Regions from separate parts of the Homo sapiens genome. Here region 2 is linked to region 1. A link is an interaction called in ENCODE POLR2A ChIA-PET data of the cell type or tissue named here. Cell type or tissue: B cell. All regions are shown on one strand. Links, peaks and the distances in the headings refer to the core of each region. The heading gives the core; the rest is flanking DNA.

The links. Peaks named below come from ENCODE experiments on the same cell type or tissue, not always from the same donor. Only the 100,000 strongest peaks of a DNase experiment are listed, where the experiment ranks them.
Region 2: POLR2A ChIA-PET joins it to region 1 with 5 read pairs; 3 of 35 experiments call an interaction of 5 or more read pairs at or near these places.

Annotation. Positions count from the first base shown.
Region 1 is chr2:43,563,914-43,569,015 of GRCh38, forward strand. It overlaps THADA (THADA armadillo repeat containing), which reads right to left. Exons shown (of 38, transcript NM_022065.5): 15 at 2,785-2,908. Among named protein-coding and RNA genes, the nearest start is that of THADA, 30 kb to the right of the region's middle. In B cell, for the core only: no CTCF peak of the experiment used is centred there; a DNase peak (open chromatin) is centred at 2,428; H3K27ac peaks cover 401 bases.
Region 2 is chr2:43,328,095-43,332,821 of GRCh38, forward strand. The region is part of intron 30 of THADA (THADA armadillo repeat containing); the gene reads right to left. Among named protein-coding and RNA genes, the nearest start is that of LINC01126, 100 kb to the left of the region's middle. In B cell, for the core only: no CTCF peak of the experiment used is centred there; no DNase peak of the experiment used is centred there.

The DNA of each region.
Region 1 (5,102 bases), core at 454-4,453:
TGTCTAACATAATTACGATGGCATTAAGTCACTGCCCAATTACATGCAACTCATTCATTAGAAAGATGACTCAGGGTTTTCATTTTTAAAGTACATTTAAATGTATTAAATTACTCTCTTGACTGAAAAATTATAGGTACGCTTCAGCCTAGTTTTATTTCCCACACACTTAGATGCAGCTACAACTGCTTTAAATGTGCAGAAAACTTTTTGTTATATGGTTGAAGTAATCAATCACTCTAAGGTAAAAACTTATTTTCTAAATTAAGTTGAAGTACTATTGAAATTCTATGAACTGATGGGAGACTCCCGCATTCACTGGATGCTGTAACAAATTACCACATACTTGGTGCTTAAAACCACAGAAACCTATTCTCTCATAGTTCTGGAAGCCAGAAGTTCAAAATCAAGGTGTCAGTAGGGCCATGCACTCCAGAGGCTCTAAAATCTGTTCCTTGCCTCTTCCAGCTTCTAGCAGCTGCAGGCATTCCATGGCCTGTAGCCATCTCATGCCAATCTCTACCTACGCTGTCGCACTGCCTCCTCTTTCTTTTGTTTGTCAAATCTCTCTCTGCCTCTGTCTTGTAAGGATACTTGTGATGACATTTTTGATCCATCAAGATAATCTAGAATTATCTCACCTCAAGATCCTAAACTTAAGAATATCTGCAAGGACCCTTCTTCCATGTAAGGTTTGCATTCACAGCTTCTAAAGATTTGATGTGGATGTGTTTTAGAGACCATTTTTCAGCCTGCCATCCCCACGTGAATAAGGTGATCATATTTCCTATTATAAAAACTGGAACAAGCCAGTATCATCAATACTCTAATAGGATGCCCTGTGAAGAACACCATTATCACCTATGCAACATTCCTGCAAAAATGTACAGCATGAATCAAATCATCAGGAAACAATGAGACAAACCCTGAGACATATTCTTCCAAAATGTTAATATCATAAAATTAGAAACTTTCCAGATTAAAGGAAGCTAAAAAGAGGCATAATAACAAAACGCAATGCGTGATCTAGGATTGCTTCCCAGATTGTAGGAAGCTTTTTGTTCTATAATATAAAAGGCCATTTGTTGGGACAATTGGCAAAATTTAAATATGGATTGCGTATTCAATTAAAGCATTGTATCAACATTCAATTTCCTGAATTTGATCATTGTGTTATGGTTATAGAATTAATAAAGGACACAGATATAGCAAATATTGCAAAATATTAATAACTGATGAATTGGCCAGGTGCGGTGGCTCACACCTGTAATCCCAGCACTTTGGGAGACTAAGCAAGGCGGACAACCTGAGGTCAGGAGTTCGAGACCAGCCTGACCAACATGGTGAAACCCCGTCTCTACTAAAAATACAAAAATTAACCTGGGCGTGGTGGCACGTGCCTGTAATCCCAGCTACTCAGGAGGCTGAGACAGGAGAACTGCTTGAACCCAGGAGGCAGAGGTCACGGTGATCATGCCACTGTACCCCAGCCTGGGCAACAGAGCGAGACTCCGTCTCAAAAAAAAAAAAAAAAAAGATGAATCTAGGTAGAGCATAAATAGCTATTCATTGAACCAGTCTTGAAACTTTGCTGCTGATTTAAATTTTTTCAGAATAAAAACTTTTAAAAACTGATTTTCCCCAAATGAAGCAAGCCTCTTTTACATTAGCTAACTGTCCTCCTGTCAAAAAATTACACTTTGCCCAATAATTTAAAATAAAAAAGAATCCAATGATAGTGTAAAGCTCCCTCATGCTTTGGCCATTCCCTGTGAAGGAGCAGCTGAGCAGGATATTTTCCTGTTTGACCACAGTCAACGAAGACAGCACAAGCAAGAAATCCCACATTCTAACACATATACACACATATACAGGGAAAAAAGAATCATTTCAGCAGGACACGGTGGCTCACGCCTGTAATCTCACCACTTTGGGAGGCCGAGGCGGGCAGATCACGAGGTCAGGAGATCGAGACCATCCTGACTTAACATGGTGAAACCCCATCTCTACTAAAAATACAAAAAATTAGCCAGGTGTAGCGGCATGCGCCTGAAGTCCCAGCTACTCGGGAGGCTGAGGCAGGAGAATCGCTTGAACCCAGCAGGCGGAGGTTGCAGTGAGCCGAGATCACGCCACCACACTCCAGCCTGGGCAACAGAGCTAGACTCTGTCTCAAAATAAAAAAAAAGGAATCATTTCTTGTCAAAAAGGAAAAAATGAAACAAAAAAAAAAGATTCAAAGAGGGAACTGAAATTTGACCCTCTTGAGAACCACACAGAAGGAAAAACAAAGGGTATTATTAAATCAGAATACTTGGAAATTACATCCTCATATTGTCTTTCCGAAACCAGACTGAGGCACATGAAACAGACGGCATGTAAAGGAAACCACATTTTAACCACAGAGACTCACTGAGAAATATTAAATATAATAGAAGCTATTATTATTTCAAATTTTAAAACTTAAAGAACAGATTGGATACTATCTTAAAACAGCAACAAACAAATTAGTGAGGTAATAGCTGGAACTCTTTCCATAATAAGCATAATCCATGAAAATTATACTTTGGGGTTGGCAAATAATGATCAATGAAAAGGGAGATAGTTTCTTCCTCTTCTGTCCTTTACTAGCAAATTTCATTATGTACAAGCAAGAATTATAAGGTAAGAATGAAACCTCAAAGAAAGGCAACAAAACTGAAACTTCAAATAAAGCAAAATGTAGAATAAGTATGTTTTGAAAGAAAACAAAAATTACTTCCCCTAACATTATTAAACACTTACCTTCTGGGACATGAAAAACTTCAGCTATTGAACCTAAAATGGTTAAAGCTGAAAATCTAGTCGAGTAGGAAGATCCAGGAAACAATGCTTCAAAAAGACTGTTACAAATGGATGACATGAAATTCTTAAAAAAAAAAAAAAAATTACAGTAAGTATAATTACGTCACAATAGGTTATATTCAGAGTATTAAACACCCTTTAAGAGTGGGTGTTTTTGTTTTCAATTTAAAAATAAAACATTTCAAAAAATGATACTGGTTGTTCACTTTGCTTAATAATTCAGGTTAGCACCCTTGACCATAAGCTATATTATGACTTTAATAAACCCTATATTTGCAGAGTCAACAAGAAGTACAATTTCTATTGTAGCCCAGACAGATACGTACACTTTTTTTTTTTTTTTAAGACAGAGTCTCGCTGGGTTCAACAGCCCTAGTCTTAACTGACTCTACCAAAGATCCCTGCATTCATTTCTCAGGTGAAGGACATGCAACCCTGGGGAATTATCCTTTAGGTCCCACAAGCCCTAAGAGTTTATTAGGTTATTAATTCTATTCGGTTTCAAAGAAATAGGGCCATTACTGAAAAATATCCTAGTTAAGCTACTTTTAATTATAAGTAAAACAGGATTCACATTAAAACACAACAAGGGCCAGGCGTGGTGGCTCATGCCTGTAATCCCAGCACTTTGGGAGGCCGAGGTGGGCAGATCACCTGAGGTCAGAAGTTCGAGACCAGCATGTCCAACATGAAACCCTGTCTCTACTAAAAATACAAAAATTAGCCAGGTGTGGTGGCAGAGGCCTGTAGTCCCAGCTACTCGGGAGGCTGAGGCAGGAGAATTGCTTGAACCCAGGAGGCAGAGGTTGCAGTGAGCCAAGATCACGCCACTGCAGTCTGGCCTGGGCGAAAGAGCGAAACTCCCTCTGAAAAAAAACAAGATCATCCACTAAGAAGTATCATTCAAACCGTATTGTCATTTATATGGTTTAATATAGTTCTTGTTTCCTGCAATCAGACTGTAGCCACAATATATGCAGGGACCACATTTCTATGGTTGGATCCCTAGTGCTGAGCACACTATCCTACATACATAGTAATGCTCAGTATATGCTCTAATCACTTTTAATGGTTCCCAGTGAAGCTTCCAAATCCGTTGGCCTATCACTGAAAGCTATCCATTTTCAACTTGATTCTTTGGATTCACTTCCCATTACTCAAGTCCTCCATTCCCCAAGGTATTTTATGTCATTCACATCAGTGAATTCACCATTCCCTGAGTTCTCCCTGTACTTTCTTATCTCCAAGCCTTCATTAAGCTACTACTGGGGGTGGGGGGGAGAAAATACTGAGATTTTGGAGTCAAGAGCAGGTCTGGATTGGAGTTCTGACTCTACCACTTACTAGCTGAGGAACCTTACACAGGTTATTGAACTTCACTGAGCTTCAGCTTTCTCACTTGTTAAGTGGGGATAAGAATGTTATCTCACAGCCTTTTTATTAAAGGTTAAATGAGAACATGGACATCTAATATTTTATAAATTTAAAAGTACTCTAGTTACTAATATCAGTTATTTAGGTATAAAATAATCTCCACTAGCCTAGAAGATGTCTTTTTCAACTAATAGCCTCCTCTTCTCCCCCAGCACTTAGTCTATTGATTGTGAGCCTACCACACCCTGTGCATGGCACCCACTCTTATGATGGTGTGACGATTATAACAATATAGTGCCAAGGTCACAACCTCTAAAAGCCACAGGTGTACCAGTAGGGAAAAAGTACCACAACCATGAGACTGACTCAGATTAAGACTCAAAGGACTAGTTTTCAAAACATGCATACCTATAACACAGACCAAGAAACCATGCATACATGAAAATTCACAATCTCAATCCAAAAAACAGCTTTTGTGTTTCCAAGTACCTGAGTTTTCACAAATGTCATTTTACCCCTTGCAAAAAGAAAGCAAACGAGATATGCATTGTTAAATCTACCAATGATCTAAGAGAAACTACAAAATAACTAGGCTGGGCATAATATCCACAATGATCCATAATAATGTTTAGAATAGGTAGTATGTCATGCCTGTAATCCCAGCACTTTGGGAGGTGGAGTGGGGGGAATCATTTGAGGCCAGGATTTTGAAACCAGCCTGGGTAACACAGCAAGAACCTACATCTACAAAGAATTAATTAATTAAAAAAAATTTTTTTAACTATCCTACACACACACTGGGGGCTTCAATATATATTCTAGTCACTTTTAAAATTTTTATTTATTAATTTTTTTGAAGCAGGGTCTCGCTGCTCTGTTGCTCA
Region 2 (4,727 bases), core at 664-4,663, 240 kb before region 1:
CTGCCATTCCGATTTCCAATTTTTACCATGGCCCCCAGCCAAGTAACCATCATATGGCACTCTTAGACAAACAATAGGGGACTTGTTTAAATCAAAATGCAAAATGGTGATGAACTGTAGAATATATATATTTAAACAAGTCATTTCCCCCACTGTAACATGGAGAGTTTAGCTGTGCATGCAGGGCCAGCTGGCAGAAGCTTGTAGGGCCTGGCTGGCTACCAGGACTGCTCGTTTACCTTGCCCTCCCTGGGGGAGGTGTGACGGCAGAGTTGCATTTTTATGGTATGCCCCAACATCCATCCTGCCTTTCTTGGTCTGGAGCTTTGTGAGTGTTTATACTCACAGCCATATGTAGATGCTGCCCCACAGCCCTCCTACTTGGATTTTCCTTTTAAAGTGAAGCCATCCTCCATGCCCTGCTCTGGTGGTGGACCAACTTATACGGAATTCTTACTGAGCTACCATGCACAAAGTGAGAGACCGTGAGCTGTTAGTCTGTCCAGAAAGTGACTGAAGGTCCAGCTATGCATTGCAGAGCACAGTGGGCTTTCCCTGGAAGAGCAGGTTTGGATCCTGGGGAATGTAATCTGTGAAAGCAGAGGGCCTTACCCACTCCTACCAGGGTTCTGGGTAGGCATTCAGCAAGGCCCCAGCAGTCTGCAAAAGGTACTGGGGTCCTCTTTTTAGGTTAGGGCCAAAGCCACAGCCTCCTCTGTTTCCCTTAGGATTGCTGCTGCTGGAGGAAGCCCACAGCTTCAATGCCATGCCTTTGCCTTTCCCTCCTAATATTAATCACCTGCCTTTCCAGAGAGCCCCCAGGGAGCCTCCAGAATCCTCATATTTTTCCATCTTTCTATTAGGCATCTTGTTCTCATTACTGTACTAACACTCAAGCTATGTGCGGAGAATGATGAAAAAGAGACCTTGGTGTGGGGCTTGGGATTTGTTCAAAGCCTGGGGAAACTGTTTTAGAGGGTGTATGTTTTTTATTCCTTTTACGAGAGATGCGTGTTTCCCTCCCTCTGTGACTTGTTTAAAAGTAAAGTTTAATATGCTGCCAGAGTAATTGCTGGTTAATAACTTAATAAACTATGTGCTAGGAATTATGGGAGAAAAGTAGTATCCAAGAAAACTTTTATTGTACAGTTTGGGGCTTGGAAGATATATAGCTTCAAATCTTATATAGAATGTTAACACAAGTCCCCTTTCTTTTCAAACCTTACTTTCTCCCTAAAAGCATAAAAAAGGATAAATAGGTGAGGTGGATGAAATCTTCTGGATGCTGCCTGAGCTATGTAAATCACAAGGGGAGAATTTCTAACAGCACCGTCAATAGGACCGTGGTCATGTGAATTTGGCAAGGCACACACTTGGAAATTAGCCCTGGTAAAAATAGTACGAATGATAATAACAATATCAACATCTTATTATATTAAAAGTTTTCTCTTTAAAAAGTATTCTTATTTTATCTTTATAAAATTCTTAAGAAGGAAGAAAAATAGAAATTATCATTCCCATTTTTATAAATCAACAAAGTAGCTCAAGTGACCTAGCCAAGACAAGGGCAGAAACCAAGAATAGAATCAAGGTTTTCTAGAAAACAAATTGTATCTATGTGTCCCAAACACAATCAGGTGAAAAGTGAGACATTGGGCCAAGCAATTAGAAACCACGTAGACTGGTGTTATATCCTGGTAGCCAGTCTGGTGAAAAGCAAGGCTCCAAGTGCAGCTGTTTCTGTGAGGACCAGCATAAAGGCACATTTTCAACGTGGCGATTATGTTGATAGAGACTTCGTTATTTGACAATAGATAGTTCCCGTATCTTCTTAGCACTTTTATGTTTACACTTCCATTACTCACTATGCCCTCCCCTGGTCTCCTCTATTTCACACCTTCATTTTAGAGCTTCCCACTTTACAGATGAAAACTCAGGCCTAAGGAAATTACAGGCCACACCTTGCTGGGCAGTAGTCCAGCAGAGGCCAGACCACTGACTTGCTAACCTTGAGTATTCTCTGCCTCTCCTCAATGGCACTGCACTGTGTTTTCTGGCTAGAGGCTTTCCATTCACCAAGTGCCTCTAGATGTGACTCTCCTTGTGGTTACCCAGGAACGCAGAGCCTGCGGACTGGTGAGGACCCGTCTGGCTTGGGGAGTCCTAGAGTGAGCCCCTGAGCTTGCGTGGGAAGGTGTTATTCCCAGAGGCACCCAGGCCAGTCTAATTGCTGAGGAAGCCTGATCATCACTGGCAGCTGAGGGGAAGGAAAGGCTAGTGAGACTTAGGAGGGCCTCTCTCCAAGATGCTCCCTTGGCCCATTCATGTAAGACCAGCTCATGCTGCCCACAGCCCTTGTGGAGGTGGCCGAAACCCCAGCCACACGGGACAAATGTATCAGGGCTGAGCAGCTTAATATGAGGGCAGATGTGCTCCTGCCAGGCCAGCGCACTGCCGTAAAGCCTGCGTCAGTTACGGACTTCAGTTAAAGGTGCTGTCTCTACCAGGTCACTACTGGAAAACAGCTGTGTGACCCGGGAGAACAAACTTATTTACATATTAAAATTTAGGGACAGCCAGCCAGCTGAGAGTGAGGAAAAGGGATATAGAATAGTTAAGTTTTGATGGCAAGAAGGTCTGGAGCATGAAGCCCTATCCATGGAAGGCAGCTCCTAAGAGAGGGCCCTTGGCAGCCCAAGGACATGGAGTTGTAGAATTTTCCACAAGGATGATCAGGCCTCGGGAGAGGAAGAAAGCAGGTCAAGAGGCAAAAAACAAACTTGCTATTTACATCCCTAATTTGAGCCATCTTCTGAGACAGCCATATCTTTCAAGTAGGAAGAAGTCGCCTGCCCCCGTGTCTATTACCTCTTCTACAAATATCAGCTTAGATTAGATCACTGTTTTGAAATAGGGAGTTAGGGTGCTTCTCTTAGTCCCTTCTGGGGCTACCAACAGGAAGGAAGCCATGCAGGTGGGTCTCCGGGCCCCCACCCCAGTTTAGACCATATTGAAACCATCTCTACTATTTTCAATATCTTGAATTTCCACATAAGCTTGTTTGAAGAATGAATTCCACTGGATTAGACGATCTCTAAATTCCCTTTACTGTTATAAATTCTGTGGTTCTATGGTACTCTTAGCAACATTGGAAAGACAAAACCTATGTGGTCTCAAGTGCATACAGATATCTCTATTCCTATTACTAGCTGCCCAGGCAGGCAACAGGGGCTTCCAGGTGACAAGGACTGCTAATAGAGAGATTTCTGTTAATCCTTAAGAGAGACTAGAAACTCTGATGACCACTAAGCGAGGTTGGAAAGATGTAAAGCATTTAGTGCATTTCATGTGCATATAGACAGCAGCCTACTTACCAGTGTCAGCCAGAGCTCACTAACTTCCTCTTAACTCCTGGATCCAGTCCATATTCCTCTGGCTGACATCTGAGGGTTTCCACAACTGGTCTCTTATCAAATCTTGCACTGCTCTCTAAAGCACAGCAGCTTTCCCTCAGCTTGATCTCCTCACTGGCCCATGATACATCACATGCACTCCCTCCAGTATCCCACTGCACATTTGGTCCACCATCTTGATATGCTCTTTTCCTACCACTTTTTGGTGTTTCCAAATCACACTCTGCTCTACCGCCCATCTCAAATATCTAACTCCTCTGATAAGGCCTTCCTTGACTATCTTAGTCCACATTCTTTTCTGAACTCTTGTACTTACTGTATGTACTTCTATGTATTTCACTGTCTAAATTTTCATTTAGATTCAACCATAACTGAACTCTGACAACAAAGACTCCATTATATATATCTAATACACACACACACACACACACACACACACATTAGGTTCCCACAATGCTGGGCGCTGTACTAAGATACCTTTTGTGTACTTGGGCAATGAGACCTTCACAATTTACTTGGCAACAAAGGTACTATACAAGTGTAACTTTACTCAGTCTCCAATCTGAGACAATTAATCTTATTATTATTATTTTTTTGAGACAGAATCTTGCTCTGTCACCCAGGCCGGAGTGCAGTGGCACGATCTTGGCTCACTGCAACCTCCAACTCCCAGGTTCAAACAATTCTTGTGCCTCAGCCTCCCAAGAAGCTGGGATTACAGGCCCATGCCACCATGCTAAAAAATTAACCTTATCTAATAATTAAACTCACCTATCCTTTAAAGACTTCTCCCTCTTCCTGAAGACTTCCTTGACACCCCTACCCTGACAAGCTGGCATTTATTTCTCCCTTCTCTGCTTCTGCAACACACTTTGACTAATTCTAGCATTGACACAATCTTGTTTATAGTTATTTAAATCCATACTTGTCTTACTTGTGGGGTTTCTGAAACAGAGACAATTATCGTTCATTCATATATTTCCCACTGTGCCTAAACCATTGTCTTGTAATATTTGTGACTCTGAATTGGCTTTAATTGACTGAGAATGGCTCAATGAAGGTAACAAAGGTGTTAATTTATCCAAAAGATGGAAGATGTTACATGCTAAAGGAAAAAACATAACCCACTACATTAGGGCTTTACATAATATTATGAGAATGTGCTGAAGACACTTAAAGCCTGCACTCCCTTGCAAGCTGAGCAATGACAACATTGTCCAAATCTTCCAACAGCAACACCCCAGTAAGCCAACAGCTACAAGTGGAACAAGACAGAGATTTCTGAGCCCTCTATTGAACTAACTGCCATCTCCA